Regions from separate parts of the Homo sapiens genome. Here region 1 is linked to region 2. Evidence: chromatin loops called from intact Hi-C (ENCODE). Cell type or tissue: heart left ventricle. All regions are shown on one strand. Each heading gives the region's core, and the rest is flanking DNA. Links, peaks and the distances in the headings are about the cores only. Region 1 holds the start of LILRB4 (leukocyte immunoglobulin like receptor B4). Region 2 overlaps NLRP7 (NLR family pyrin domain containing 7).

The links. Hi-C counts contacts between places; a loop is a spot of excess contacts. Peaks named below come from ENCODE experiments on the same cell type or tissue, not always from the same donor. Only the 100,000 strongest peaks of a DNase experiment are listed, where the experiment ranks them.
Region 1: a loop joins it to region 2, with 2.7 times the contacts of the local background. A loop is called at or near these places in 11 of 110 quality-filtered maps.

What each region holds. Positions count from the first base shown.
Region 1 is chr19:54,656,384-54,672,248 of GRCh38, reverse strand. It overlaps LILRB4 (leukocyte immunoglobulin like receptor B4), which reads right to left and starts at 9,264. Exons shown (of 12, transcript NM_001278426.4): 1 at 9,182-9,264; 2 at 8,682-8,717; 3 at 8,211-8,495; 4 at 7,764-8,063; 5 at 7,400-7,450; 6 at 7,069-7,119; 7 at 6,318-6,434; 8 at 5,934-6,009; 9 at 5,813-5,850; 10 at 5,500-5,552; 11 at 4,456-4,614; 12 at 3,531-4,376. The coding sequence starts at 9,215. The coding sequence ends at 4,230. In heart left ventricle, for the core only: no CTCF peak of the experiment used is centred there; DNase peaks (open chromatin) are centred at 7,258, 8,596 and 9,308; H3K4me3 peaks cover 301 bases.
Region 2 is chr19:54,910,806-54,926,670 of GRCh38, reverse strand. NLRP7 (NLR family pyrin domain containing 7) reads left to right here. Exons shown (of 11, transcript NM_001127255.2): 11 at 2,799-3,156. The coding sequence ends at 2,931. It overlaps NCR1 (natural cytotoxicity triggering receptor 1), which reads right to left. Exons shown (of 7, transcript NM_004829.7): 6 at 14,453-14,503; 7 at 13,598-13,981. The coding sequence ends at 13,800. Among named protein-coding and RNA genes, the nearest start is that of NCR1, 13 kb to the right of the region's middle. RefSeq lists enhancers at 5,343-5,842, 5,843-6,344. In heart left ventricle, for the core only: CTCF peaks have their summits at 6,641 and 6,840 (motif pointing right); no DNase peak of the experiment used is centred there; H3K27me3 peaks cover 2,724 bases.

The sequences.
Region 1 (15,865 bases), core at 4,766-12,765, 260 kb after region 2:
TTCTCTGAGTTTCCCCGTCCCCGCCCAATCCATCCTCTCTCTCTCTCTGCCTCTCCCTCCCTTGAGACCCCCACCCCTCATCCCAACCATCACCACCTAGGCTCCCCTGGCAGGGCCTGTACAGAGCCTGGGTCCCTAACTGAACCCGCTGGGCTTCTCACCTGCGATCAGGATGTCCAGGGGGGTCACTGGGGGCTGACCACCTAGAGGAGAGGTTGTGTCCACTGAACATCTGTACTGGCCCCCATGGGAGATGCTCACAGGGCCTAAGGGGAAGTCATCTTGGGAGAACTTCTGGCCAGAACTCTGGGGAAGGTGATGTATCTTTTTCTTGGACAGAGAGAATATTTTGCAGCCAACATCAGAGCAACACAGGAGGGTCAACCTCTCTCCATGGGCCATGACAGGACCCTGTGGAGTCAAATGGGAGGGCTCCCTAGGCACACCTGGAGTGTGCGAGGAGCTGGGACTCAGAGGGCTGGTTCCTTCCAAGCCTCTTCTTTCACCAGGTTGCCTCCAGGTATGGTCAGAATCTAGTGAGCTGCTGGAGCTCTTGGTCTCAGGTGCTAAAGTCTGCTAAACCAGACTGGTAAACCTCCACCTGTGGCTAGAAGTCATGGGGTCTGCCAGGATCAGGGCTTGGAACTGTCCATCGGACTGTTTTTCGGGGTCCAGGAGACAGAATAGCTTGTGTTCACCTTCCACGGTCAGAATGAACCTGTCAAATCCCAGCCGTGAAGGACATAATGGTGTCACCTTACCTCCTGAGGTCAGGACAGGGCTGGGCTGAGCTGAGAGGGTGGATTTGCTGTAGAATCCTAGGACAGAAGGAAGCACCATGTTAAATGGGGCTCACACCTTCCACATCATACCCCAGGGCTGGGCTGTGAGAAGGGAGACACCCCCTGAGAGCTGAACCCCTTCCTGAATGCAGTGCCTGGGGCTGGGATCCCTGAGTGTCCTCTCATCTGTCACCACCAGTTCCAGGCGGTCACTGGGTTCTGACAAGCCTGCAGGGCTGAGAAAGTGACAGCGATATCACTGTGCATAGTGCAGAAATGCAGGGAAATAGGGGAAGAAAACATAACTCCTCCACTGACCCTGGGTCGTGGGTATTCTTTCTACCAAACAATTCTCTGCTTGGGCTTCCCTTTTTTTGTTACTATTTTCTAACAGTCTCCTCCACATCTCCCTGGATACAGCACTTGATTCATTTCTGCCTCCTCAGTGCCCCTTGTCTAGTTCTCAGAACCTTCCTCCTCCTCTTTCCATGGTCCTGCCCTGAAGCCTTAGGGACATTGGGTGGGTTAGCACTCCAACTTTGAAAGGAAAGCTAATCTTTATTTAAATAATCATCTGTCATCCACTGTCTGTGGCCAGGACTTAGCAGCAAATACATCTGGTGCCTTCCTCAGTTGGACCCTTTCCAATGAGGCTGACTGAGGGCTGAGCACACAAGTGCATGAGAAGTGCTAATAGTTCAGCCAGAGTGCAATTAGAACCTGCCCTTTCTGTAGGAGGAGGATGGAAGAATCCTTGCTCAAAAGTATATGCTCTCACTTCTTCTATTCAGCATAGTAATAGAAGTCCTAGACACAGCAATTAGGCAATAAAAATACACAAAAGCACCCAAATCAGATAAAAAGTGATATTGTCTCTGTTTGCTGACATGATTTTATATATAAAAATCTCTAAAGACTCAACCAAACAACTTTTAGAACTGATCCACGAATTTAGTAGAGTTGCAGGATACAAAATCAACATGCAGAAATTGGTAGCATCTCTATATACTAAAAACAAACTATCCAGAAAGAAATCGAAAGAAAAATTACACTTATAATAGCTAAAAAATTACTTAGAATTAAATTTAACCAAGGAGGTTTAATATCTCTGCACTAAAATCTTTATAACATTGATGAATGAAATTGAACAAGACGCATATAAATGGGAAGGTAGCTTATGTTCATGGTCTGCAAGAATTAACATTGTTAAAATGTTCGTATAACAATGAGAACACATGGACACAGGGAGGGGAACAACACACACTGGGGCTTGTAGTGGGAGGGCGGATGATGAAGGGAGGGAGAGCATCAGGAAAAAGAGCTAATGCATGCTGGGCTTAATAACTAGGTAATGGGTTGATAGGTGCAGCAAACCACCATGGCACAAGCCTACCTATGTAACAAAGCTGCAGGTCCTGTACATGTGCCCTGGAACTTTAAAAAAAAGTTCATACCTGCAGACTCAATGCAATTCCTAACAAAATTCCAAGGTCGTTTTCCACAGAAATAGAAAAACAATCCTAAAATTTGAATGGGACTACAAAAGGACCCCAAATAGCCAAAACAATCTTGAGCAAAGGGAAGAAGGGGATATCACACTATGGAATCCCCAAATATCCTACAAAGCTACAGCCAGGAAGACATCATGGAACTGGAATAGAAACAGGTACAGTGATCAGTGCAACAGGGATGAAAGCAAAGAAGGAAACACACATATTTATGGTGAATTGATCCTCAACAAAGTTTCCAAGAACAAGAGAGGGCAGTCCTTTTGAATAAATGGTCCTAGGAGAACTGAGTCTCCATGGAGTGTGGAGGTCTGGGTCCTCCCTGGGCTAGTGGATGGCCAGAGCAGTATACACACTCGGCTCAGCTGAACGTCCCCTTTCCTGGGAGGAAGAAGGCTTCATTATTTTCTGTTTGAGGGTAAGCTGTGCAGCTGGGCATAGGACACATCCTGGGGATATTCATATGAAGAAGAATGAAATTGAACCCTTATCCCATATACAAAAATGGGTGGGAGAAAAGCTTCAAGACGTTGGTCCGGGCAAGGTTTTTTTGGATATGGCCCTGAAAACACAAGCAACAAAAGCAAAAATAGACAAAAGGTGTGGCTTCTAAACAGCTTCTGCAAACAGAATGAAGAGACAACTCAGAAATGGGAGAAAATAGTTGCAAGCTGTATACCTGATAAAGGGTTAATATGCAAAAATATGTAAGGAACTAAAACAAAGCAACAGCAAGAAACCAAAAACTACTTGAAACATGGGCAAAGTAGCTGAACAGGCATTTCTCAAAAGAAGACATACAAATGGTCAGCAGCTATATGAAAAGGTGCTCAGACAAAAGCTTTGTCTATTGAGATGATAATTTTTCATTCCTTTTGTTAAAATACTGAATTACATTGATTGAGTTTTTGAAAATTAAGCTATCCTTGCTTTTCATAAACAAAATCAAAGGATAACAAAAAACCAGTGTGGTCATGATATACTGTCTATTTTATAGAGACATGAATCTTACTTGTTAATATTTGTTAAGGGATTTATATTTCTGTGAGAGATCTTCTATGACTTTCCCATTCTGTAGTTTCCTTTTCAGGTTTTGGTATCAACTTGTTCCTAGTCTGATCAAATGTATTTGTGTAAATATATACAAAATATTCTCAGGGAAAATTTATGCAAGTTTGTGTGTGTGTGTGTCTGTGTGTTTCATGAGTGCATAAGAGTTTGAAAAAACCACCAACAAACCTTGCTGAAGTGGCATTTACTTTGTGGGAACATTTTTGATTACAGGATCAATGCATTTTATATATGTTTATGTATGATGATTCAGTTTTTCTATTTATCCTTATGTTCATTAAGTAAACTGTAATTTTTCGTATTTCATCTATCTCATCTACATTTTCTGTTATGTCAGCATAGAATTGCTGACAGTTTTCTTTCACCTCTGTAAAGCTGTGTGTAGGGTCTGTAGTGCTGCCTCCTATTTTGTTCCTGTATGGAAATGGATGCCTGCTCTTTTTTCATTTTTATTTTTCTCATTGTGGCCAAGATTCATGTATCATTAATGTTTTCAAGAATAAACATTTTGACTTTATTAATTTTTCTCTATTTTTTGTTTGTCCTCATTAGAAGCTCCCATTTTCCCATGTCATTGGTTTGATGTGTAATATTTACATGATCATTCAATTTAAAACATTGTCTGACTTCTGTTTTGTTTTATCAGTTAACTCATTGTGAATTGAGAGGTCTGCTACTTTATTTTGATAATGCAGGGATATTATTTATCTTTGCAGAATCAGGTGACTCCCAACGTTCCCGGAATCTTCTAGTGGTCTGTGTCAGGGGTCTGGGCTGGCTGGGGTTCAGTGATGTCTACTGGAGGCAGCTTCCATGCCTTCTGGGGTCCTGAGTCTCCATGGCTTGTGGGGTCTGGGTCCCCCCTGGATTAGTGGATGGCCAGAGTGGCATAGACACTGGGCTCAGCTGGAGAGGCCCCTTCCTGGGATGGAGGAGGCTCAGTTGCCTTCTGTCTGAGGGTAAAGCTGTGCAGCCGGGCGTAGGTCACATCCTGGGGGGCTTCAGATGCAGCAGCCTGCAGCGGGGGAGAGTGAGAGGGAAGGAACGTGGTGGGGGTGGGGGAGGCCTGGGGGCCTGGAGAGGAAAGGACTCACCTCAGTGTCCATCTGTCTGTCCTCTTCTGCCTGTCTGTCCTTTGTGTCCAGGAATTCCCCAGACAGTGGGGAGGGAGGAGAGGCCATTTCTCTCCTAGGTCTGGAGTGTTTCACCTTGGCATACGTCACTGCCTGGGGGTCTTCATCGTGTGGGCTCTGCTGGAGAGAGACAGTGGTGGGGGGTGTCCTTGAATCCTCCTGACTCCCTGGAGTCAATTTTCCCCACTGTTCCCAGGGTGATCCGATTACATCCCTTTCCTGACGGAATCTCAGGGATGCCCTAAGGCCGTGGAGGGTCTGGCCGCTCCCTCCCTGTGGTTCTGGTCTCTGCTCCTCACTCTGACCTTGCCCATTTGGCTGCAGCCTCACGCGGCCTTCCTGCAAGAGCTCGCTGCTGCCTCGGGGCCTTTGCACGGCTGTTTCCTCTGCCTGCAGGGGCTCGTCCATTAGAGGATCACGTGGCCCTCTCCGTCCAGGCTTCTCAGATGACAGCTGAGCAGACAGCCCTCCCTTTCCATTCAGACTGGCCCCACTGCCCCACACTCTCTGCCCTTTACCTGGTTTATGTTCCTTACAGCACGTTGCACTCCTGGACACGATGCATTTATTTGCATTTTGTCTCCCACCACGAGGTGAGCTCAGGAGGCGGGGGCGGCTTTGCTCCCTGCTGTGTCTGCAGCTCCCATGGGGAGCCCCATCCACAGTGAGCTCCCTGGGAACACTCACTAGATGAATGAATGAAGGGGAGCCCAGGGGACTGGAGTGGTTCATTTATTCGTCATCCTCCTGAGGCCTGGGGAGCTCTCTAACAACCAGATGGCCAAACAGAGGATGAGGAGCAGGAAGGGGACCCGGGAGGAGGCCCATGAGGTCCCAGGACAGCAGGAGAGAGTGAGGTCCCAGCAGGCAGGAGGCAGCGTGCTGGACAAGGAGGGGTCCACCGTGACGATGCTGAGAGCCGGGGGAAGGAGGACAGAGAAGTCCTGCAGGATTAGATCTGGCACCAGGAGGCCTTTGGTGCCGGGGACAGGGGCGGGTTCTCACCCGAGTGTCCATTTCCACCCCGTCCTCAGGCTGTGTGTTCTTCACGGCAGCACCTGCTGGGGTAGAGCAAGGGGTTCATCTCCTGGGAAGGTTCCCTGGGACCTCTCATTCCTGCTGGTCCCTGCCCTGTTCCCATTAGTGCCACTGCAACGCAGGGAGGGGCTGTGATGTCCCCGAGGTCCCACAATGTGGGTTCAGACCACTTCTCCCTGAGTCCCTGACCAATCCTAGCCTGTGCTCCTGCCCCCATTGCTATTGAAATTTTGGGACCCCCAGCTCCACCCCAGGTGCACCTTCTCTGCCTCTCACTCACAGAAGTTTTCTCCCTGGACGTCAGCAGCTGGGCTGGACCTGGGGGAGGATACGGGAGTGTAAGGGGACAGTGAGGTGGCTGTTGGGATGGGTGGGAGTCTGAGGTCTTTGGGCAGAATTACCTCCTCTGTAGGCCCCCGTCCTTGGGCTCTGGCTCGGCAGCCCCTGGAGGACGTTGGAAATCAGCCTGTCTCTGGGCTGGGGGAAGATGGACAGAGTCTCAGCTCTGGGAACGTTAGAACCACCTGCCTTGCACATGCAAGTCAAGAGGAAAGGAAACCTGAAAATACACTTGCAAGGATGTTTTAAATACTTTCTAAGTTTAGAAAAACCGAAAGAATAAAGCACTTCCATTACTCCCTCATTCATTTTCTTCTTTCTAGATTTTCTCACTGGGAATTTCTGGAGCAGAGTTTCTAAGATGACCTCTCCTATCTGGAGTCCCTTTGGCTGGTGCCCTGAGCCCACCCTCCATCAGCCCACGGGTCCCCCAATTTCCTACTTACCCAATGTCCTGTGTTTTCCCTGACGCCAGTGTTGGAGGAGGAGGAAGAGGAGGAGGGAGAGAAGCAGGATGGAGACCACCAAGACCCCGATCAGTACCTCCCAGTGCCTTCTCAGACCTTGGGCGTGATGACATCAGGAATGGGGATGATGTCATTGATGTGCACACCTACTGTGTGTGCACCTACTGTGTGTGCTGGGTCTTTCTTTCATTACCTCCAACCCTCACAGCAGTTGTGCAACCTGAGATTGCCACCCTCTCTCCACCCATTTCACAGATGCACAAACTGAGGCTCAGAGAGGGGAATCGCCTGCCCCAGACCCCTCCAGCCAGGAAGCGGCAGAGCTGGGAAGGAAACCCGGGAGTCTGAGCTGCAGCCCTTGTTCCTGCACCAGAGCCAAGCCCCAGAGTTGCAGGGAAAGAGCCTGACTGTCTTGAACCACCGCCCTGCTCCCCTCCCCTGCCCCAGGTCACCGTCTCTGCTGCAGGTGGGACCGGACAGGCCCCTGCGGAATCGGGTCTGGGAGGTTCCCTGGGAGGCCTCCTCTCCCAGGAGGGCACAGCTGGGAGTCAGAGCTGAAAGGAACTTTCCCACCCGCAGGCCTCTCTCCTTTACACTTGGAGAAACTGAGGCCCATGCAGGGGAGGGGCCTGTCCACATCACCACCTCCAGAGGAGCCTTAACCTAGGACAGAACCCACCCTTGGCTCCCCTAGACCCTGCCCACCTCCCACTCAGAGCCCCTCACTCACCACTGTGGGGGACTGACCCTGTAGGCATGAGGGGCTGGTCCTCAGGGCCTGCTGGGTTAGAACAGGGATGTGAGGGCTGGGGCTGCCCTGCTCCCCACATCAGCTCGGCTTCTCCCCGCAACATCTCCTTCAGCCTTGACCCCCTCACCCCTCACCAGCCCAGCCTCAGGGCCTTGGGAGCCTGTGGTGCCTCCCAAGTCGCTGCCCGACTCCCACACCCGTGGAAGCAAGCCCAGCTGAGAATTGGAACGAGGACTTAGATCCACTGAGCATGTCTTGAGACAGGCCTCGGGCTTTGGAAACTCTCTGGACAGAGGCCTCTGAGACTCACCAGCTGTTGAGACGGACCTTGTGGGTGAGGGCCTGGGACCCTCCAAGGATCCTGGGTAGAAGGACAAGAGGAGGGTGAGAGTCTGGGGTTGCCCTTGGGTCTCCACATCAAATTGAACCTCTCCCTATATCTGCCCTGCAGCTTCCCAAGGACCATTTCTCTGTCCACCTGGCACCTTCTGGACCCTAGGTGAGGGAGAAGAGCATGGGCATGCCTGGGAGGGCCCCTGTTGTCCTCCTCCCCTCTGAGGGCTGAGTCCCCCACTGGCTGAGCCCCTCTCCCTCCATCCCTGCCCAGAGCTCTCCTGGCAGCAGGGCATGAACGGAGCCACTGAGCTCAGAGAGGACAGGGTCAGGAGCCTCACCTGAGACTATGAGCTCCAGGGGGTCACTGGGGTGTGACAGCAGGTAGTGGGAGAAGCCGTGTGAGCTGAAGCACCTGTAGGTCCCCCCGTGCACTGAGGTCACAGGACTCATGGGGAATTCAGCCTGGTGCTGCTGAGCTCCGTGCTCTGATCTCAGATGCAGTAGGGGATGGGCTGCCCGCTCCTTGATCAGAAGAAAAGTGTCCATTGGGCTCCGTGACTGACACAGCAGGGTCACGCTCTTTCCTGAGGTCACAAGAGGACTCGGCAGGGCTGAAAGGGTGGGTTTACTGTAGGCTCCTAGGAGAGAAGGAGGCACCGTGTTAAATGGGGCTCCCACCTCCCACATCATCCCCAGGGCTGGGCTGTGAGAGGGAGATGCCCCTGAGAGCTGACCCCCTTCCTGAGGGCAGAGCCTGGGGCTGGGACCCCTGAGTGTCCTCTCACCTGTCATCACCAGCTCCAGGGGGTCACTGGGCTGTGACCAGCCTACAGGGCTGCGATAGTAACAGCGGTATCTCCCTGCATAGTCCTCTGTCATGGATGGGATGGAGAATCTGGCCTTGTTCTTGGGCTCCAGTGGGTTCTGTCTGTCCCAGGGTGCTGGGCTTTCCTCTTTATCCAGACGGTACTCCCGAGCCTCCAGGGTCCCCTGACACCAGATGGTCACAGAGTTCCCCCAGCTGATCACAGAGCCTGGCTCAGCCCAGAGGGTGGGTTTGGGGAGGGGCCCTGGAAGAAAATCAGAGGCTGGATCCCAAGACCTTCCTCAGCCCTCAGATCCCAGCTCTCAGCCCCAGGACCCCCCCGTCATCCTCATCAGTCACCCAGAACTGCTGTCTCCTCCCCCAGCTGCCCATGGGTGGCCCCTTGTCCCAGTGAGGAGGAGGGACCTGGGACAGCTGGGGACAGACTCACCTGCCTGCATGTGGGTCCTGGGGCCCAGACTCAGCCCTGGAAGAGAGTTCCCTGTGAGGGATTTGCCCCGGAAGCCTGAGCAGGTCCTCTCTTTACCCTGAGATTTTTTTTTTTTTTTTTTTTTGAGACGGAGTCTCGCTGTCACCCAGGCTGGAGTGCGGTGGTGCGATCTTGGCTCACTGCAAGCTCCGCCTCCCGGGTTCACGCCATTCTCCTGCCTCAGCCTCCCGAGTGGCTGGGACCACAGGCGCCTGCAACCACCCCCGGCTAATTTTTTGTATTTTTAGTAGAGACAGGGTTTCACCGTGTTAGCCAGGATGGTCTCGATCTCCTGACCTCGTGATCCGCCCGCCTCGGCCTCCCAAAGTGCTGGGATTACAGGCGTGAGCCACCGCGCCCGGCTACCCTGAGATTTTTGAGTCTCCTAAAGAACCAGGGCCTGGCTGTGAGGCAAATTTCCTCCAAGACTCGGGTCTCCCCTCCCCCTCTTTAAATCTCACCGAGGCAGAGCAGAGCCGTGAAGGTGGGGATCATGGCGTCTCCTCCCAGGGGCCCCAGCTGTGCAGATGGATGAGTCCTCAGTGCCGGCAGGACAAAGAGACACACAGGGTGTGGCCGCTTGGAGGCTGGGTCCTTCTCGTCATGGGGTTGTTCCATCAGCAGCCCACAGGAAGGGAAACTGCCCTCATTTGAACCCCAGCCTGGCTTTCATTTCCCCAGAGCTAGGGCTGAGGCAGGCACCAGGTTCTCTGCAGACATTTCAGACAGAAATGGGGTCTCTCTGATCCCAGCCTGCTGTCTGCCTGGTCTTAATTCCTCTCTTGACCAAACATCAACCCGTATGTATCGTGTGTTTGCAAAGCGCCTGACACTGGGGGTACATCATTGAACAAGTGAAAAAAAAAAAAAACCAAAAACCTGCATTTTCAGGGTACAGATGAACCATAAAGCTTCCTTTTGCTGCCATAACAAATCACCACAAGCTTAGTGGCTTCACATAATGTAGGTTTATTGACTTACCGTCCCGGAGGTCACAAGTCCAAAATGGGTCTCCCTGGGCTAAAATGAAGCTGCTATCAGAGCCGTGTCCTCCTGGAGGCTCCAAGGAGAATCTGTTCCCTCGCCTGTTCAAGCCTCTGCAGGCTCCCGCATTCCTGCCTCTCCATTCCCTCCAACCTCAAAGCCACCAGTCCCGTTATCTGCCCCCTGCTTCCATGCACTCACCTCCTTCTCTCACTCTGACCCTCCTGTCTTCCTCTTTCACTTACTCAGCCCCTTGTGATTACATCAGGCCCACCTGGGTAATCTCCCCAACCCAAGATCCTTGACTTAATCACATCTGCAAAGTCCCTTTTGCCACATAAGCTTCCCCAACTCACAGGGTCTGGGCCTCAGGAGGTGGACATCTCTGGGAGGTCACTATTCTGCCTCCCACAGGCCTTCAGGGACTCCTTTAACCAAATCTCACATAGAGCACTTCTCTGCGATGACGGAGAGTGGCTGGGCACGCCAGTCGAATGCTTGGTGGGCCAGTACGCAGCCAGGTCATGGTCGGCTACTCATGTCCCATGGGACCTGCCCACTTGAGGCCAAACATTCCATCTCCACCAGAGCCCGGTAGACATCTAAAAACTGTGTCGCAAAACAAAACTCATTCTCTGCAGCGCTAGCACGATGTAGCTCCAAAATATATATATATATTTTTTCTTTTCTGAGATGCAGTCTCACTCTGTCGCCCAGGCTAGAGTGCTGTGGTGTGATCTCAGCTCACTGCAACCTCCGCCTCCTGGGTTCAGGAGACTCTCCTGCTTTAGCCTCCTGTGTAGCTGGGATTACAGGCACCCGCCACCACTCACAGCTAATTTTTGTATTTTTAATAGAGATGGGGTTTCACCATGTTGGCCAGGCCGGTCTCGAACTCCTGACCTCTGGTGATCCGCCCATCTCAGCCTCTCAAAGTTGCTGGGGTTACAGGCATGAGCCACCACGCCCAGCCAAGCATAGATTTTAAATGTTTTCACAGATGTTAGTATGCGGAGTGATGGACATGTTAACTGTCTTGATTCCATCATTCCACAGTGTATACATTTATAACACATTGTACCCCATAAATATATATAGTTGGTGAATTAAATATTTAGTAAAATTATTTTGAAAAGGAAAAAAGCCATAAATACATAACAAGCAAGCAAAAAGGCCAGATAGCTTCAACCCTTAGATCACTGCCTGTGTAAAACACTTCAGGTGGCCAGCTCTCAATAATCATCCATTTGAGTGGGCACGTCCTGCAATGATCTGGAATTGTAGTCTGTCCTAGATGGTGACTAACCATTTTCTGTCTCTGTTCTTCTTAAAAGGATGAGAGGACCTTCTAACTTTAGAACTGAAACATAGGGTGGGAGGGGAAAGAGGAAGCAGAAAAAACAAACCCCAAATTAATTGTATCTAACGGTCAGGAAGGCAAAGAAGGAGAGGCTTGCAGGAGGCTGAAAGTCAAAGTGCCGGGAAACGCATGAACACCACTGCCCTCAGGTTTCCAAGCACCTGCTTTTAGTACCTCATTCCGTATCCTTTTGGGTCACTCTCAGAATCACGGGACAGTATCTCATTTCGAGGATTTCCATGTGTCTCTCCACATTTGTGTGTAAGGACCTTATTGGAAGCTATTTCAGCCAAAGCTTGATGCGTCTGACAGTGGCTGGGGAAAAAGAAACTCCCAGAAATGGGGGCTAGAAAGCCATACACATATTGGCGAGTATCTCCTGTTTTGGCGGGAAGTTCTGGATGATGGTCTGCACATTATCAGAGATCCTGGTGTGGACCTGTCCATATTACCTGCTGTAGTGGTGTCCGCAATGCATGCTGATTTCAGGAATTCCTCTCCTTCTCTCTTTCATAAGGGAACCCTATTCCCTTAAACTTGGTTCCCAAATCAGTTACCTGCGCTCATATCCTTGTCTTAAGTCCTGCTTTCAGAGTAACCTGTGCTAGGCAAGGACTGGGAAATGCCAGGAGGTTTTTCGATGTCATCACCCCTTTTCTAACCGCTCAACATGCCTTGCCTTTACCAGTCCTGGACTTCTTGTATTTTGCTTCTTTTTTTTTTTTTTTTTTGTGACAGGGTGACACTCTGTCATCCAGGCTGGAGTGCAGTGGTGCAATCTTGGCTTACTGCAACCTCGGCCTCCTGGGTTCAAACAATTCTCCTAACTCAGCCTCCCGAGTAGCTGAGAGCTGAGATTACAGGCAGCTGCCACCACACCCGGCTAACTTTTGTATTTTTAGTAGAGATGGGGTTTCACCATGTTGGCCAGGCTGGTTTCGAACTCCTGACCTCAGGTGATCTGCCCGCCTTGGCCTCCCAAAGTGCTGGGATTACAGGCGTGAGCCACCGCGCCCGGCCTCATTTTGCTTTTGTATTCGTGCACTCACCACTCAGTAAATCTTATCCATCCTCACTTAAGAAACATTTAAACATGTCAACCTGTGGCCATCCCAGGACACAAGAGATAAAGGCGAGCAAAGCAGATATACTGGATTCACAGTAACCCAGACTTCATTTCAAATTACCTCCCCTCCTAGAAAATCTAGCATCCTAGCAAAAATTAAGTTGATAAAATCACTACGCAAAAAGTTTAGAGATAGGACCAGTCCCGGGAAGGAAAGATTTAACGCAATAGGACAGGATAAAAGAAATACCCACTGGGTCCTGCACTCACCACCTGGGTGCAATAGTTCCATGTAGCAAACCTGAGCATGTATCCTCGTATCTAAAATAAAAGTTGAAGTTCAAAAAATAAAGAAGAAAAACAGAAAGCAATTGAGATGGAGGGTGGTGAAGAAGCTGAAGGAGAGGTCAGATGGTGATGATGAATTGGTATTATCTGAATGAAGGGATGCCTGGAGGTGGAGAGAGAAGCATTGCAGGAGGTCCTGGTCATAGGTATTCAAACGGGTGGATCCTAAAGCCTTACAAGAAGTAAAAAGACCACAAGAGTCGTTCATTCATTTCCAAGTATATTTCACTCTAGAGTCAAGCTTTTGTGAGATACTGAAAACAGGACCTAGTTGGAATGAATCATAAATTTCCATCTTAACTTGGGGTCACGGGTGTTCTGTGATTCATAAGAACCCATGTTTCATTGTTTCGTTTTCTTTTTTTTTATTATTATACTTCAAGTTCTGGGATACATGTGCAGAACGTGCAGGTTTGTTACATAGGTATACACGTGCCATGGTATTTTGCTGCACCCATCAACCTGTTGTCTATATTAGGTATTTCTTCTAATGCTATCCCTCCCCCAGCCCCCCAGCCCGTGACAGGTGCCGGTGTGTGATTTTCCCCTCTTCGTGTCCATGTGTTCTCATTGCTCAACTCCCACCTATGAGTGAGGACACGTGATGTTTGGTTTTCTGTTCTCGTGTTAGTTTGCAGAGAATGATGGTTTTCAGCTTCATCTGTGTCCCTGCAAAGGACATGAACTCATCCTTTTTTGTGGCTGCATAGTATTCCATGGTGTATATGTGCCACATTTTCTTTATCCAGTCTATCATTGATGGGCATTTGGGTTGGCGTATTTGATTTTATCCAGGGTTCTACAGATGCCAAGGAAGGGGTGCAGCTCTACTTAAGTTTACCTCTTGGTCTCTCCTTGGGACCTCCTCTGACTGTGCCATGCCTGAAACACCAACCCCTCTGTCACCACCAGGATCAATTGCAACTGCTCCATGCACATGAGACTACTGCATAGTCTGGGAGCAGTTGGCCTGGGGACAGTGGGATTGGAAGACCATGGAGGGTAGGAGAGCTCGCAGTCCACACAGCAGCCAGAAGGGAGGATATTTCAACATTCTCAAATCAATAGATATGATATCTCATGTCAACAGAAGGAAGAACAAAAAACATATAATCATGGGCAGGCGCGGTGGTTCATGCCTGCAATCCCAGCACTTTGGGAGATTGAGATGGGTGGATCACTTGAGGTCAGGAGATCGAGATCAGCCTGGCCAACATGATGAAACCCCATCTCTCTCAAAAATGCAAAATATTAACTGGGTGTGGTGGTGTGCACCGGTAGTCCAGCTACTCGGGAGGCTGAGACAGGAGAATCTCTTGAACCCAGGAGGTGGAAGTTGCAGTGAGCCAAGATCGCGCCACTGCACTCCTGCCTGGGTGAAGGAGAGACCCTCTGTCTAAAAAAAAAAAAAAAAATTATATGATCATCACAATAGATGTTAAAAAAACATTTGACAAAATTCAACATCCCTTCATCATTAAAACTATCAACAAATTAGGCCTAGAAGAAACACACCTCAACAAAAAATCCCCAGATAATTCCATTAACAAGTATGCAAAGCATCTGAATAGTTGCTTCTCAAAAGAAAATGTACAGATGGCCAACAGCTATATAAAACACTAATCATCGGCCAAGCGCGGTGGCTCACACCTGTAATCCCAGCACTTTGGGAGGCCAAAGCAGGTGGATCACTTGAACCCAGGAGTTTGAGACCAGCCTGGGCAACATGGTGAAACCTCATCTCTACCAAAAATACAAAAAAAGAAAAAAAAACAGCTGGGCGTGGTGGCATACACCTGTAGTCCCATCTACTGAGGAGGCTGAGGCAGGAGGCTCACTTGAACCCAGTAGGCAGAGGTTGCAGTGAGCCAAGATCACACTACTGCACTCCAATCTGGGTGACAGAGCGAGACTTCATCTCAAAACACAAACAAACAAACAAAAACCCACAATCATCACTGGCATCAAATCGAAACTACAATGAGTATCATCTTATTTCAGTTAAAATGTCTATTATCAAAGAAACATATAAAAACATGCTGGGCTGGGCACAGTGGTTCACGCCTGTAATCTCAGCACTTTGGGAGGCCGAGGCAGGCGGATCACGAGGTCAGGAGTTTGAGACCAGCCTGGCCAACATGTTGAAACCCCGTCTCTACTAAAAAGACAAAAATTAGCCGGGCGTGGTGGCGCCCGCCTGTAATCAGGAGGCTCCTGCTACTCGGGAGGCTGAGGGAAGAGAATCGCTTGCACCCAGGAGCTGGAGGTTGCAGTGAGCTGAGATGGCACCACTGCACTCCAGCCTGGGCGACAGAGTGAGACTCCATCTAAACAAACAAACAAATAAATAAATAGATCAATAAAATAAAATAAAAACATGCTGGTGAGGATGTGCTGACAAAATAACTCTTAGACACTGTTGGTGGGAATATAAATTAGTACAGCCATTATGGAAAACATGGAGATTCCGGCCGGGCGCGGTGGCTCACACCTGTAATCCCAGCACTTTGGGAGGCCGAGGCGGGCGGATCACGAGGTCAGGAGATCAAGACCATCCTGGCCAACAGGGTGAAACCCTGTCTCTACTAAAAATACAAAAAATTAGCCAGGCGAGGTGGCAGGCACCTGTAGTCCCAGCTACTCGGGAGGCTGAGGCAGGAGAATGGTGTGAACCCCGAGGGGCAGAGCCTACAGTGAGCCGAGATCACGCCACTGCACTCCAGCCTGGGCGACAGTGAGACTCTGTCTCAAAAAAAGAAAAAAAAAAAAAACACGGAGATTCCTCAAGATACTGAAACTGCAATTATCGTAAAATCCAGTGAGTTCACTACTGAATATTCATGCAAAGGAAAAAAATCTCAGGACATCACAAGAGTCCCTGCACCCGTGTGTTTATTGCAGCACTCTTCACAAGTCAGCATACGGAATCAACCTAAGTGTCCATCAGTGGATAAAAGGGTAAAGAAAATGTGGTATGTATACACAATGGAAGAGGGGTCATCCATAAAAAAGAATGAAATCCTGACATTTACAGCAACATAGTTGGAACTGGAGGTCATTATGGTCAGTGAAATAAGCCAGGAACAGAAAGACAAATCTCGAATGTTCTCACTCATACGTGGGAGCTAAAGAAGTGGATTCCTAAACAGAGAGAGTAGACTGGTTGGCCAGGTGTGGTGGCTTGTGCCTGTAATCCCAGTGATTTGGGAGGCCAAGGCAGGTGGTTCACTTGAGGTCAGGAGTTCCAGACCAGCCTGGCCAATGTGGCAAAACCCCTTCTCTACGAAACATACAAAAATTAGTTGGGCGTGGTGGTGTGCACTGTGGTCCTAGCTACTCGGGAGTCTGAGGCAGGAGGATCGCTTGAGCCCTGGAGGGTTGAGGCTG
Region 2 (15,865 bases), core at 2,877-10,876:
GTGCTGGGATTACAGGCATGAGCCACTGCACCTGGCCAATTTTTGTAGTTTTTAGTAGAGATGGGGTTTCACCATGTTGGTCAGGTTGGTCTCAAACTCCCAACCTCAGGTGATCCACCTGCCTCAGCCTCTCAAAGTGCCGGGATTACAGGCGTGAGCCACTGTGCTCGGCCCTGGGATGGCTGTTTCACATGGTGAATTTCCCATGCAGAGAAGAGTTTTTTTGGGAGTGTGTGTACTCTTTGTAGGGATCAACTTAAGGCATCTTTCTATAGCACACTCCTAGCTTAGGAGATAATTTAAAAATTAGATACTTTTCTAAAATGCTCTGTGAATTGAATATTGTCCAACTTTCCCCCAAAACACTTAGTCCTAGGCATACTGAGAGTTTAAATCATCCTGGAGTACAGACTGGAAGCTTGTGTGTATGTGTGTGCATGAGCACACACACACACACACACACACCCCTAATCATTATATCCAAAAATAGGTAGTTCCCAGAGCTGTCCTGGGTCTTAGCTTTTCAGAAGATCGTCCTACAGATGCTCCCTTAGTTGTGACCCGTGTATATCTTTTCAATGACTTATTTGTATTTTTTATTTTTTTTTGAGACGGAGTCTTTTTTTTGAGACGGAGTCTGTCTTTTTTTTTGAATCTGTCTTTTTTTTGAGACAGAGACTCCAGTCTCTGTCGCCCAGGCTGGAGTGAAGCGGTGCGATCTCGGCTCACTGCAAGCTCCACCTCCCGGGTTCACGCCATTCTCCTGCCTCAGCCTCCCGAGCAGCTGGGACTACAGGCGCCCGCCACCACGCCCGGCTAATTTTTTGTATTTTTAGTAGAGATGGGGTTTCACTATGTTGGCCAGGCTGGTCTCGAATTCCTGACCTCAGGTGATCTGCCCACCTCGGCCTCCCAAAGTGCTGGGATTACAGGCGTGAGCCACCGCGCCCGGCCTCAGTGACTTATTTTAACGTAATCTACCTTTAGTTTCTTCTTGCCTTTGTCTTTTCTTTTCTGAGACAACGTTTTGCTCTGCTGCACTGTGTGGCCGTGTTGCCGAGGTTCTCAAACTCCTGGCTTCAAACGATCCTCCTGTCTTGGCCTCACAAAGTACCCGGATTGCAGGCGTGAGCCACTGTGCACAGCCCACTTGTCTTATTCAAGAGTTATTTTAGTTGTAGAGATGATACGCATGTAAACTGCTTCATGATGCCCAGTGTTGCATTATTGGAACGCTAAGCATGTGGGAGTTATTTATATCCTGCTCAAGGTACGATTTTTCACACGTCTGCAGTTCAAATAATTGTAACCTCTGGCATAAATGGGTTAAGGTTTTAGGGGTATATCATGAAACTTGAGCTAAATAGTGTCATGCTTCTCTTGTTGGTGGGACCGAGGTCTGTAATGCCACCAAGGACTATTGGTGACAAATCTCTAGCCCCCTGTGGTCTCTTATGTCATATGTTTGGGGCGTATTTCTTTTCTCATTCCTCAGTTCCTCCTTTGGGAGGCCAAGGTGGGAGGATTGTTTGAGGCCAGGAGTTTGAGACCAGCCTGGGCAACATAGCAAGCCAGTGTCTCCACAATCACCACCCCTCATGTTCACATACACAGGCTTGCATGCTGCAGCCACGTTAGAGCCAAGTTTGCTATCATTAACCCTGGGGTTCACTCTGGCATTCTCTTAGTTCTACTGAAGGTTTGATTTGCCACTATTTTTTATTTATTTATTTGGAGGCAGAGTCTCGCTCTGTCACCCGGGCTGCAGTACAGTGGTGCGGTATTGGCTCACTGCAACATCTGCCTCCCAGGTTCAAAGCGATTCTCCTGTCTCAGCCTCCTGAGTAGCTGGTATTACAGTTGTCTGCCACCATGCCCAGCTAATTTTTGTATTTTTAGTAGAGACGGGGTTTCACTATGTTGGCCAGGCTGGTCTCGAATTCCTGACCTCAGGTGATCTGCCCGCCTCGGCCTCCCAAAGTGCTGGAATTATAGGCGTGAGTCACCGTGCACCAGCCTGATTATCTATTTTTTAAATTTATTTTTTAAAGGCATGTTTTACTCTGTTACCAGGCTGGAGTGCAGTAGGGCAATCTCTAGCTCGTTGCAACCTCCGCCTCCTGGGCTCAAGTGATCCTCTTGCCTCCGCCTCCCGAGTAGCTGGGACTATAGGCGTGCACCACCATTCCTGGCTAACTTTTTCTATTTTTGGTAGAGACAGGGTTTCACCGTGTTGCCCAGGCTGGCCTTGAACTGCGGAGCTCAAGCAATCTGCCTGCCTTGGCCTCCCAAAGTGCTGGGACTACAGGTGCGAGACACCGTGCCTGGCCATAATCTTTTTTTTCTTAGACTTATAAGGATCCCCATTGTGTGGGTCTAAATTTCTTTTTAGAAAACTTTTCTGACTGGGTGCTGTGGCTCACATCTGTAATCCCATGGCTTTGGGAGGCCGAGGTGGATGGATCACTTGAGGCCAGAAGTTCGAGACCAGCCTGGCTAACATGTCGAAACCCCATCTCTACTGTAAATACAAAACTTAGCCAAGCGTGGTGGTGCACACCTGTAATCACAGTTACTCAGGAGCCTGAGGCATGAGAATTGCTTGAACTTGGGAGCTGGAGGTTGCAGAGAGCCAAGATGGCACCACTGTACCCCAGCCTGGGCAACAGAGCAAGACCCTGTCCCCCAGAAAATCCCAAAAACGTTTCCTGCTTTGAGTGTTTGAAAACAGATATTCAGGCATCCTGGGTAGTTGAGAATGAATTTCTGGGAACATTTGTGTTCTCTGATCCCTCCAGGTTGAAGACCTATGAAACTAATTTGGAAATCAAGAAGCTGTTGGAGGAAGTGAAAGAAAAGAATCCCAAGCTGACTATTGATTGCAATGCTTCCGGGGCAACGGCACCTCCGTGCTGTGACTTTTTTTGCTGAGCAGCCTGGGATCGCTCTACGAATTACACAGGAAGCGGGATTCGGGTCTCTAAGATGTCTTATGAATGCAGGTCAGAGGGTCACATGTTAACACTAGAGTCTGTCGAGAGGTAGGATTTGACACTGGTTTTCTCACTATTTTTGGGAGATTCTGCACGAGTCACGCACCCCCTTCACATGACGCTATGTACTTTCTCACAGGGATAATAAAGTTAGAGCACTCTCGTTGCAGCTGCGTTTATTGACATGCTCAGGAGCAAACCTGCAATAAACATGGTACTCTGTGCTTTGTCTAGGAGGAAGTATTGCTAAGAAGTTCAGGGATGATTCGGTTGATTCTTCTATTTCTTTTCTTCCCTAACTCAGGCGCCATGTGGTCTACTATCTGCCAGGTGCATCTATGTGATCAGTGTGTCTTTGTGACTTATGTGATCATAACTTATGTGATCAACCCACGCATTGACAAACGGGCCAGATAGTTCATATGCTTGGCACTGTGGGCCCCGCGGTCTCTCATCAGCTCTCAGCTGTGCCTTTGGACATGGAAGCAGCGCAGGGCCTGGCTGGCACCTGCGGAGGCTTCCCAGAAACAGCTCGTGGGCCATGGGCAGCCAGCCCTGTTCTAATCTATCCTGTTACTCACAAAGCACAAGCTTACAGTCACTGTTGCCTTTAATTCAGAAGATGGCCCTGCCTCACGCTGGTTCTGCTCGGCTCCCACGGGCCGCCTCCTACTCTCTGTGTGTGTGTGTATGTGTCTCTCTCTCTCTCTGTCTCTGTGTGTCTCTCTTTGTTTCTCTGTGTCTGTCTTTTTGTCTCTCTGTCTCTGTGTCTGTTTCTGTGTGTGTGTCTCTGTGTCTGTCTGTGTTTCTCTGTGTGTGTCTCTGTCGCTGGGCGTTTCTATCTCTGTCTTTGTATGTGTCTCTCTGTTCTTTCGTTTTTTTTTTTTGTTTTTTTTTTTGAGACGGAGTTTCACTCTTGTCGCCCATGCTGGAGTGCAATGGCGTGATCTCAGCTCACTGCAACCGCGCCTCCCAGGTTCAAGTGATTCTCCTGCCTCAGCCTTCCGAGTAGCCGGAATTACAGCCCTGTGCCACCATGCCTGGCTAATTTTTTGTATTCTTACTAGAGACGGGGTTTCACAATGTTGGCCAGGCTGTTCTCGGACTCCTGACCTCAGGTGATCTACCCGCCTCAGCCTCCCAGAGTGGTGGGATTACAGGCGTGAGCCACCGAGCCCAGCCTGTCTGTCTGTTTCTGTGTGAGTCTGTGTGGCTGTCTCTGGGAGTCTCTGTGTATGTCTCTGTCTCTCTCGCCTCCCCGTTTCTCTCGGCTTCCCATTGCCATGGCAAACACAGCTTTTCCACACCCTGTATTTGGTCATTCATAGAAAATGCATAGAAGTCACTCCGCAATTTTCCTTAAGAATGAAAAGTTGTCACCATGATGTTAGCACTGGCTTCCAGGCGCTGCCAAAAGGGACTGACCCCTCTCCTCACTTGGCTCTCCACGCTTGCGGTAGGTGATGAGACTATTTTAATAAGAGCAGCCAGGCGCTGTGGCTCACACCTGTAATCCCAGCACTTTGGGAGGCCGAGGCGGGCGGATCACCTGAGGTCAGGAGTTCGAGACCAGCCTCAACATGGAGAAACCCCGTCTCTACTAAAAATACAAAATTAGCCGGGTGGGGTGGTGTATGCCTGTAATCCCAGCTACTCGGGAGGCTGAGGCAGGAGAATCGCTTGAACCCGGGAGGCGGAGTTTGCGGTGAGCTGAGATTGTGCCACTGCACTCCAGCCTGGGCAATAAGAGCAAAACTCTTGTCTCGAAAAAAAAAAAATAAGAGCATTGATATGGGGAAAGTTGTCATGGTCCCAGGCACAAAAACACGGGCATATGGCTAATGCTTTAGGTTGAAAGCTTGTATGACAAAGTTTTCTTTTCTTTTTTTTTTTTTTTTTTTTTTTGAGATGGAGTCTTGCCTCTGTCGCCCAGGCTGGAGTGCAGTGGTGCGATCTTGGCTCACTACAACCTCTGCCTCCTGGGTTCAAGTGAGTCTTCTGTCCCAGCCTCCGGAGTAGCTGAGACTAGAGGTGTGCGTCACCATGCCTGGCTAATTTTTGTATTTTTAGTAAAGACGAGGTTTCACCATGTTAGCCAGGCTGGTCTTGAACTCCTGACCTCAGGTGATCTGCCCGCCTTGGCCTCCCAAAGTGCTGGGATGACAGGCGTGAGCCACTGTGCCTGGCCTGACAAAGTTCTTTTTACTAACCCAAACCTGGAGGTTGAGTGGCTTCAGCACTGAATGATCCCATGAAGGCCCTCATTTATCTTGCTGTTGAGCATTGCTGTCTTTCGTGAGCCCTTGTCAAGATAAGTCTTCTCAAATGCTCGAGATCACTGTGGTGTTTAAGGCTACAGTCAGCTGGTAGTAATGCAGGCTGTGGGTGGTAACAGTGTTTAGCGGGATACAGCTCACACCGATGGGAAGGGTGGTAGAGACAGCGTGAATAAAGGAAGTGGTCAGGTGATGAGAGGTAGGGCTGAGTCAACATTTAGGGTTCTACATGCACATGAAGTTCCCGTGTAGAATTTGCTAAAAATAAAGACACAAAGATAGTAGGTAGAGGCTGGGAGTGAAAACATCTGGGTCGGACTCTGCTGCATATTTAATTGAAGTTTTTTTCCCCTAAATATTTTATCTACTTAAAAATTTTGATTTTGTTTAAGATAGTAGTCTTTTTTTTGGTGGGGTGGTGGGGCGGACAGAGTCTCACTTGGTTGCCTAGGCTGGAGTGCAGTGGCGTGATTTCACCATGTTGGCCAGGCTAGTCTCAAACTCCTGACCTCAGGTGAGCCACCCGCCTCGGCCTCCCAAAGTGCTGGCATGACAGGCGTGAGCCACCGTGCCCAGCCAAGATGGTGGTGGTGCTGTGTTGCCCACAGCCGGGTTGGAGTGCAATGGTGCGATCTTAGCTCACTGCAGCCTTAAACTCAAGGAATCCTCCCACCTGAGCCTCCTGAGCTGGGATTACAGGTGCATGCCAAACATGCTTGGCTAATTTTAAAATATTTTATAGAGATGGAGTCTTGCTGTATTGACCAGGCTTGTCTTGAACTGCTGGCCTCCAGTTATCCCCTTGCCTTCGCTTCCCAAAGTGCTGGGATTACACGCGTGAGCTGCCACACTGGGCTCTTACCCACTTACCAGTAATAAACACAGAACTCCTAAAGTGCTGTGATTACGGCGCCTGACCAGCCTTAATTACCTCTGAAAAGCCCTGTGTCCAAATAGAGTCACATCTGGGGTAGGGCTTGTACATGACGTTTGGTGGGACCAATTCAGTCCGTAGCAAGGACTGTCCTGTGTATCACGTGATGTATAGCAGCACCCCTGGACTTGGATGAGCCTGAGCCTGCCCCCACTGCAACTCGTGACAACCAAAAAACCTCTCGGGATGTGGCCAGATACCCCCATGGGGACAAAATCACCCCCAGTTAAGAATGGCTGGCTCAGCCATTCACAATTGCAAAGATGTGGAACCAACCGAAGTGCCCATTGAATAATGAGTGGATTGTGGGCGGCAAGGCACCCAGGCACCGAGGCAAGAGACAGAGGACACGAGCTGTTCCAGTATAATAAAATATAAAACAAGAATTGTTATACCAGATATAGATCTTAGATATGATTATATATGAGTATCATTAATCATTAGCCGGTAGCAATTACTTTTTATTCCAATATTATAATAATCCTCACTCTATAATCATAGCCTAGGAAAAACCAGGCCATACAGAGATAGGAGCTGAGGGGACATAGTGAGGTGTGACCAGAAGACAAGAGTGCGAGCCTTCTGTTATGCCCGGACAGGGCCACCAGAGGGCTCCTTGGTCTAGCGGTGACGCCAGCGTCTGGGAAGACACCCGTCACCAAGCGGATCATGGTCCAGCGGTAGCAAAAGGTGTCAATTAACAACACCCGCTACTTAGCAGACCGGGAAAGGGGCAGCGGGTGGGGGGGGGGGTCTCCCTTTCCCCGGGGGAGTTTAGAGAAGACTCTGCTCCTCCACCTCTTGTGGAGGGCCTGACATCAGTCAGGCTCGCCCGCAGTTATCCGGAGGCCTAACCGTCTCCCTGTGATGCTGTGCTTCGGTGGTCACGCTCCTAGTCCGCCTTCATGTTCCATCCTGTACACCTGGCTCTGCCTTCTAGATAGCAGTAGTAAATTAGGGAAAGTACTAATAGTCCCTGATATGCAGAAATAATGGCGTAAGCTGTCTTTCTCTCTGTCTCCTCTCCCTCTCTGCCTCGGCTGCCAGGCAGGGAAGGGCCCCCTGTCCAGTGGACACGTGACCCACGTGACCTTACCTATCATTGGAGGTGACTCACACTCTTTACCCTGCCCCTTCTGCCTTGTATCCAATAAATAACAGCGCAGCCAGACATTCGGGGCCACTACCGGTCTCCGCGCATTGGTGGTAGTGGTCCCCCGGGCCCAGCTGCCTTTTCTCTTGTCTCTTTGTCTTGTGTCTTTATTTCTACACTCTCTCGTCGCCGCACACAGGGAGAGACCCACCGACCCTGTGGGGCTGGTCCCTACAGTGGATAAAGAAAACGTGGTGTCTATGTACCATGGAATACTATTCAGCCATTAGAAGGAATGAAATAATGTCATTTCCAGCAATTTGGATGGAGCTGGAGGCCATTATTCTAACAGGAGTAGAATCCATATGTTCTCACTTTTTTTTTTTTTTTTTAAGACAGTTTTGCTCTTGTTGCCCAGGCTAGAGTGCAATGGTGTGATCTTGGCTCACCGCAACCTCCGCCTCCTGGGTTCAAGCGATTCTCCAACCTCAGCCTCCCTAGTAGCTGGGATTATAGGCACGTGCCACCACACCCAGCTATGTATTTTTCTATTTTTAGTAGAGATGGGGTTTCACCATGTTGGCCAGACTGGTCTTGAACTCCTGGCCTCAGGCGATACACCTGCCTCAGCACCCCCAAAGTGATGGGATTACAGGCGTGAGCCACCGCCACCGTGCCTGGCTCTGTATGTTCTCAGTGGGAGCTAAGCTGTTGGTACACAAAGGCAGAGTGATGTAATGGGCTTCAGAGTCTCAGAAGGGGGAGGGCAGAAGGGAGGCCACAGATAAAAAACTACACATTAGGCCAGTGTGGTCGCTCACGCCTGTAATCTCATCACTTTGGGAGACCCAGGCGGGCCGATCACTTGAGGCCAGGAGTTCGAGACCATCCTGACCAAGATGGTGAAACCCTGTCTTTACTTACTAAAAGTACAAAAAATTAGCCAGGCATGGTAGTGGGTGTCTGTAATGCCAGCACTTTGGGAGGCCAAGGTGGGAGAATCGCTTGAACCCGGGAGGCGGAGGTTGTTGCAGTGAGCTGAGGCCACGACACTGCACTCCAGCCTGGGTAACAGAGCGAGACTTGGTCTCTAAATAAATAAAATAAAGGGCTCAGACTCTATCTCAAAAAATAAATGAATAAGGCCGGGTGCGGTGGCTTACACCTGTAATCCCAGCACTTTGAGAGGCCGAGGCGGGAGGATCACGAGGTCAGATCGAGACCATCCTGGCTAACATGGTGAAACCCCGTCTCTACTAAAAATACAAAAAATTAGCCGGGCTAGGTGGCGGGCGCCTGTAGTCCCAGGAGAATGGTGTGATCCCGGGAGGCGGAGCTTGCAGTGAGCAGAGATCGCGCCACTGCAGTCCAGCCTGGGCGACAGAGCAAGACTCTGTCTCAAGAAAAATAAATGAATAAAAACAATAAGAAAGAAAAATAGCCACGTCTTACGTAGGCTGAGACTGGAGAGTTTCCGTGGACTCGTAACCCTGCCTTTGTCCCTGCACTGAAGGGTGTAAGGTGGTTGCTTTCTGCATGAGCCAGTGTTTCTCAGCCTTGGTGCTGCTGCCATCTGGGGCTGCCCTGGGCATTGTAGGAAGCTGAGCAGCACCCCTGGACCCTACCTACCAGATGCCAGTAGAACCCCTCCCCAAGTCATGACAATTAAAAATTACCATGGGCATTGCCAAATGTCCCCTGGAGTGGAGAGCAAAATCACCCAGCAGAGAACTGCTAGGCTAGAGAGGTGCAGGATCCTAGGCTGGGTGCGGGGGCCTGTAATCCTCGCACTTTGGGAGGCCAAGGTGGGCGGATCACATGAGGTCGGGAGTTCAAGACCAACCTGGCTAACATGGTAAAACCCCCATCTCCACTAAAAATACAAAAATTAGCCAGGCGTGGCGGCACATGCCTGTAGTCCCAGCTCCTTGGGGGGCTGAGGCAGGAGAATCGCTAGACCCCAGCAGGCAGAGGTTGCAGTGAGCCAAGATGGCACCACTGCATTCCATCCTGGGCGACAGAGCAAGACTGTAGTTTTTTTGTTTTTGTTTTTGTTTTTTTTTGAGGAGTCACAGTCTGTCACTCAGGCTGGAGTGCAGTGGCGCAATCTCGACTCACTGCAACCTCTGCCTCCCGGGTTTGAACGATTCTCCTGCCTCAGCCTCCCGAGTAGCTGGGATTGGCTCTGGTGGTGGAGGTGCCTGCAAACCTGTTGGTACTGTAACCGTCAGAAAACGAGTAGCAAGAAGTGTCCGAGAAAGCCAGAGAAGTGAGTCCTTCGAGGAGGAAGTGGTCAACGTGTCAAATACAACTGTGGGGGAGCAATAATGAGAAGGGCTGAAAAGGGTCACTGCATGTTCCAGGAAGGAAGCTCATTAGTGTTGGTCACACAGACAGCTTCAGAGGAAGTGTGGGGAGAGAAGCCAGTTTCTAGCGGGTGGGGAGCACAGGTGAGAAGTCAGAACAAAGGCCACCAGTGTGGGTTATGTCTTAGGGAGCGTGGGTCTTCTGGCTGGGCGCGGTGGCTCAGTAATCCCAGCGACTCTGGAGGCTGAGGCAGGAGAATCGCTTGAACCCGGAAAGCGGAGGTTGCAGTGATCCGAGATTGCAGCACTGCACTCCAGCCTGGGTGTGCAGAGCGAGACTCAAAAAAAAAAAAAAAAAAAAAAAAATAGAACAGTTGATCTCCTAGAAGTGAGAGTAGGTGGAGGTTATCAGGGGCTGGGGGTGGTAGGAGAGGAAGATGTTGGTCAAAAAGCACAAGTAGCTGGGTGTGGTGGCTCACGTCTGTAATCCCAGCACTTTGGGAGGCCAAGGCGGGTGGATCACCTGAGACCAGGAGTTTGAGACCAACATGGAGAAACCCCGTCTCTACTAAAAATACAAAAATTAGCCGGGCGTGGTGGCACGCACTTGTAGTCCCAGCTACTCGGGAGGCTGAGGCAGGAGAATCGCTTGAACCCGGGAGGCGGAGGTTGCAGAGTCAAGATCGCGCCACTGCACTCCAGCCTGGGTGACAGAGCAGGACTTCGTCTCAAAAAAAAAAAAAAAAAAAAAGCACAATATTCAGTTATAAGATGAGTTAGTTCTGGGGGTCTGATATATGGGATGGCGATTATGGTTAACACAAGCAGCTTTTAAATGTCTTTACCCCTGCTCCCCGTTACCAGCCAAAGCTGTGAAGTTCCAGGCCCTTGGTGTTTCGAACAAAGAATTGGGTGTGATACACACACATAGCAAAGCGGCATAAGTTTATTAAGCATAGGATTACACTCTTGGAGAGGGGAGAGCAGGCGGACCTCTGCGAAATGAGATCGGCATCAGCTCGCTGTACTTTGGGTCTTTTTTTTTTTTTTTCTTATTAGGAATATACAACCATTTATTCACTGTTCACTAGTATTTACAATAAAGTGAACAAAATACAGTTCAATAACATTCAGATTACCACAAAGTTGTGTTTCCTGGCTTTTACTGAACCAGTAAAGCAGATACTGAAAAGACTGAGCCTATGTGGTTTTTTTTTTTTTTTTTTTGAGATGGAGTCTCGCTCTGTCGCCCAGGCTGGAGTGCAGTGGCACGATTTTGGCTCACCGCAACCTCCGCCTCCCAGGTTCAAGCGATTCTCCTGCCTCAGCCTTCTGAGTAGCTAGGATTACAGGTGCCTACATGTAAGGAATGAGTTGGGGTAAAGAAAAAATACGCGAGTCAGCAGTTTATTTATTTTGAGAGGGAGTCTCGCTCTGTTACCAGGCTGGAGTGCAGTGGTGCAATCTCGGCTTACCACAACCTCTGCCTCCCGGGTTCAAGTGATTCTGCTGCCTCAGCCTCCCGAGTAGCTGAGATTACGGGTGCAAGCCACTGCGCCTGGCTAATATTTTGTATTTTTTAGTAGAGATGGGGTTTTACCGTGTTGGCCAGGCTGCTATTTAATGGAAAAATCAGATTTAGAGAATAAATTTGACCGGCATGAGGCACCAGAATAATGGGAGGGCGTGAGGACCCATGCGATGAGTATATAAATGGGTTGATAAGTAGAAGTTCTCAGGGAGGAAAGCGATGGTGGTGTCCAGACAGCATTTCAAGACCCCTAGTGAGAAGTCTCAAGTTGCAGGCTGTGCCACAGCCCCGTATATACATTCACTCATTTGATATATATTTCCCGAGAACCCCGTTATAGTTGCGGGAGCTGTGAATGCAGCCACTAAATCTGACATAGATCAATTCACACGAGTTCACGGTAGAGGCAGGAAAATGGACATGCATGCCGAATCAGGGTTCAAGTGCTGTTACAGGGAATTAACAGGTGCTTTGGGATGAGGAAAGTGTTGTCTTGGCTGGGCGCAGTGGCTCACGCCTGTAATCCTAGCACTTTGAGAGGCCAAGGCGGGGGGATCACCTGAACTCAGGAGTTTGAGACCACCCAGGGCAACATGATGAAACCCTACCTCTACTAAAGATGCAAAAAAAATTAACCGGGTGTGGTGGCGCGCGCCTCTAGTCCCAGCTACTTGGGAGGCTGAGGAAGGAGAATCGCTTGAGCCCCAGAGGCGAAGGTTGCAGTGAGCTGAGATTGTGCCACTGCACGCCAGCTTGGGCTACAGAGTGAGACTGTCTCAAAAAAAAAAAAAAAAGTGCTATCTTTGTGAAGTCGGAGTTGTGGAAACTCTTGGAGGAAATGATATCTCTGCAGAGCCCTGAAGAACAAGGCAAGGTGTGGATAAAGAAGCAAAGATGGTGGCCGGGTACGGTGACTCACACCTGTAATTCCAGCACTTTGGGAGGCCGAGGCTGGTGGATCACCTGAGGTCAGGAGTTCAAGACCAGTCTGGCCAACATTGTGAAACCCCATTTCTACTAAAAATACAAAAATTAGCCGGGCGTGGTGGTGCATGCCTATAATCCCAGCTATTCAGGAGGCTGAGGCAGGAGAATCATTTGAACCCTGGAGGTGGAGGTGGCAGTGAGCCAAGATTGCACCACTGCATTCCAGCCTGGGTGACAAAAGTGAAACTCGGGGGAAGGGATAGCATTAGGAGATATACCTAATGTTAAATGACGAGTTAGTGGGTGCAGCACACCAACATGGCACATGTATACATATGTAACTAACCTGCACGTTGTGCACATGTACCCTAAAACTTACATTAAAAAAAAAAAAAGTGAAATTCTGTCCCAACAAAACAAACAAAAAAAAAGAAAAAAAAAAAAAAGGAAGAGAAGATGGAATAATTCTGTGGTTAGAAGGAATTGGGGTATGGTTGGGATGCAGCCAGGAGTCACTTATTTTTTTTTTTTCTTTTTTTTTTTGAGACAGAATCTTGCTCTGTCACGTAGGCTGGAGTGCAGTGGTGCGATCTTGGCTCCCTGCAGCCTCCGCCTCCCGGGTTCAAGCTATTCTCCTGCCTCAGCCTCCTGAGTAGCTGGGATTACAAGCACACGCCACCATACCTGGCTAATTTTTATATTTTTAGTAGAGATGTGGTTTCACCATGTTGGCCAGGCTGCTCTCGAACTCCTGACCTCAGGTGATCCTCCCACCTTGGCCTCCCAAAGTGCTGGGATTACAGGCATGAGCCACCGTGCCTGGCCGAGTTTTTGTATTTTTAGTAGAGATGGGGTTTCATCATGTTGGCCAGGCTGGTCTCGAACTCCTGACCTCAGGTGATCTGCCCGCCTCAGCCTCCCAAAGTGTTGGGATTACAGGTGTGAGCCACCGTGCCTGGCAGGATTCACTTATAAAGCTGCTTCTCTACAACTGGTTGTTGCCACAATGCCTCCTGAACCATTTGATACAGACCTATTCTATATTGGTTATTAACTATTTTGAATGGCTTCCTGCAGAGAAAGGAAAGAAAAAAAGACCAAAGTAGGAAAAAAATATTTCCATGGCCATCCTGTTAAAGAAGGAGAGATCTTTTCAGAAAAGACCAGAGTGGTTAAAAGTATGGTTTGCAGTAAGTGGTACAAAAATAGTTAGAGCCTAGAAGAGACCATAGGATTTGTCTACAGAAGAAATTCAGTGGCTGGGCGCAGCGGCTTATGCCTGTAATCCCAGCCCTTTGGGAGGCCAAGGCGGGGAGATCACTTGAGGTCAGGAGTTCGAGACCAGCCAACAGGGAGAAACCCCGTCTCCACTAAAAATACAAAATTAGCTGGGGTGGTGGCACATGCCTGTAATCCCAGCTACTCAGGAGGCTGAGGCAGGAGAATCACTTGAACCCGAGGGATGGAGAGCTAGAGGTTGCAGTGAGCCAAGATCGCGCCATTGCACTCCAGCCTGGGCAACAAGAGAAAACTCTGTCTCAAAAAAAAAAAAAAAGAAATTTAGCATGTAGTTCTCCCACCCTCTGCATCGTCCGGGATGCTCTGACAAATGGAATGCCAGTGTCCCTCTTTCCCTGCAGTGACTCCCTCCTCCGTGGGTCCAACACAGAGCTCACGCCGCCCAGGCTCAACACCAGCTTTCAGATCCACCCATGGCCACTGTGTCTCATGGTCATTCTTCAAAGAGTCTGTGTGTTCAGCCTTCTCCTGCCTTCCCAAGTGGAAGCTCTGCTGGCTCGCTCTCTAGTCCTCTTCCTGCTGAGCCAGTCTTCAACCAGGAACCACACTAGAGCCACCAGGACTAGAAAGGCCAGGCCCATCCGAAGGAGATTCTGGGCAGTGTGATCCCAGAGGGCATGGTCTGTAGGCAGGAGAACAGGGTGATCGCTGACAGGGATGTAAGGACACCCTCTTTTTTTTTTTTTTTTTTTTTTTTTTTTTTTTTTTTTTTGAGACAGAGCCTCAGTCTTGTCGCCCAGGCTGGAGTGCAATGGCACGATCTCGGCTCACTGCAACCTCCACTTCCTGGGTTCAAGCTATTCTCCTGTCTCAGCCTCCCAAGTAGCTGGGACTACAGGCACACGCCACCACGCCTGGCTAATTTTTTTGTATTTTTAGTAGAGATGGGATTTCGCCATGTTGGCCAGACTGGTCTTGAACTCCCGACCTCAGATGATCTGCCCGCCTCGGCCTCCCAAAGGGCTGAGATTACAGGTGTGAGCTACTGCGCCTGGCCAAGGACACCCTCTTGTTCCCATTTAGATTCCCTTCCTAGGTCTACTCTATGCCCAGCCCCTTCCTTCAGAGCCTATGGCCCCAGCTGTCTACTTACCTTTCTGGAGTCCCGTCTCTGTGGTTAAAAGGTAGGTGCCCCAAGTGTCTGCTGATGATAAGGGAAGTGAAGAAAAGAGGATGGTTTTGACCTCCTCCACCCCAGCACTCCTTCCCTTGGGTCTACCCCATGACGTTCTGCAGCTTTACAAGGTCCCACCTCACCCTGCGGGTCCCAGGAGCTTCATCCAGCAGGTAAAGTGGAAGGGTCCACAGATGGACGAACCTGACGAGGAATTCCATTCTAGCACTTGTGAGCATGTGTCTTTGCACCAGTCATGTCTTCTATTTTTTTTTTTTTTGAGATAGAGTCTCACTGTGTTCCAGCCTCTGGAGTAGCTGGGACTACAGGCACACACCACATACCCAGGTAATTTTTTTCATATTTTTAGTAGAAACGGGGTTTTGCCATGTTGGCCAGGCTGGTCTTGAACTCCCAACCTCAGATGACCTGCCTGCTTCGGCCTCCCAAAGGGCTGGGATGGCAGGCCTCTGAGGCTGGAGTACAGTGGTGTGATCTCAGCTCACTGCAACCTCCGCCTCCCGAGTTCAAGCAATCCTCTTGCTTCAGCCCCGAGTAGCTGTAATTACTGGCGTGCGCCACCACACCCAACTCATGTTTGTATTTTTAGTAGAGATGGGGTTTCACTGTGTTGGCCAGGCTGGTCTTGAACTCCTGACCTCAAGTGATCCAGCCGCCCCTGCCTTCCAAAGTGCTGGGATTACATGCAGGAGCCACCCGGCCCAGCCCGTCTTCTATTTAAGCCTCATTTTCCTCATTAAGTCATCATTACCTCTTTCTCCTCACACATAGTGAAATTCAAAGTCTCACTATTTTTTTTTCTTTTTCTTTTTCTTTTTCTTTTTTTTTGAGACGGAGTCTCACTCTGTCGCCCAGGCTGGAGTGCAGTGGCGCGATCTCAGCTCACTGCAAGCTCCGTCTCCCGGGTTCACGCCATTCTCCTGCCTCAGCCTCTTGCGTAGCTGGGACTACAGGCGCCCGCCACCACGCCCGGATAATTTTTGTATTTTTTTTTAGTAGAGACAGGGTTTCACCGTGTTAGCCAGGATGGTCTTGATCTCCTGACCTCATGATCCACCTGCCTCGGTTTCCCAAAGTGCTGGGATTACAGGCGTGAGCCACCGCGCCGGGCCTCACTCCTGTAATCCTAGCCGTGCGCCCCAGGCCCATCCCACCGTCATCTTCCAAACATCATTTTCAACCCTCCTGGCCTCATAGTTATTATTGTATTACCCCAGTTATCTTCCTGCCCCAGGGCACAGGCAGATGCCATTTCATTCTCTCCAGAGCCTCCTTTCTCCTGACAGCCACATGATTAACTCAAGTCTGAACGCATTTGCTCAGATGCCTTCTTTCTCTGTGAGGTCCATCTGGACAAACCTATTTAATATT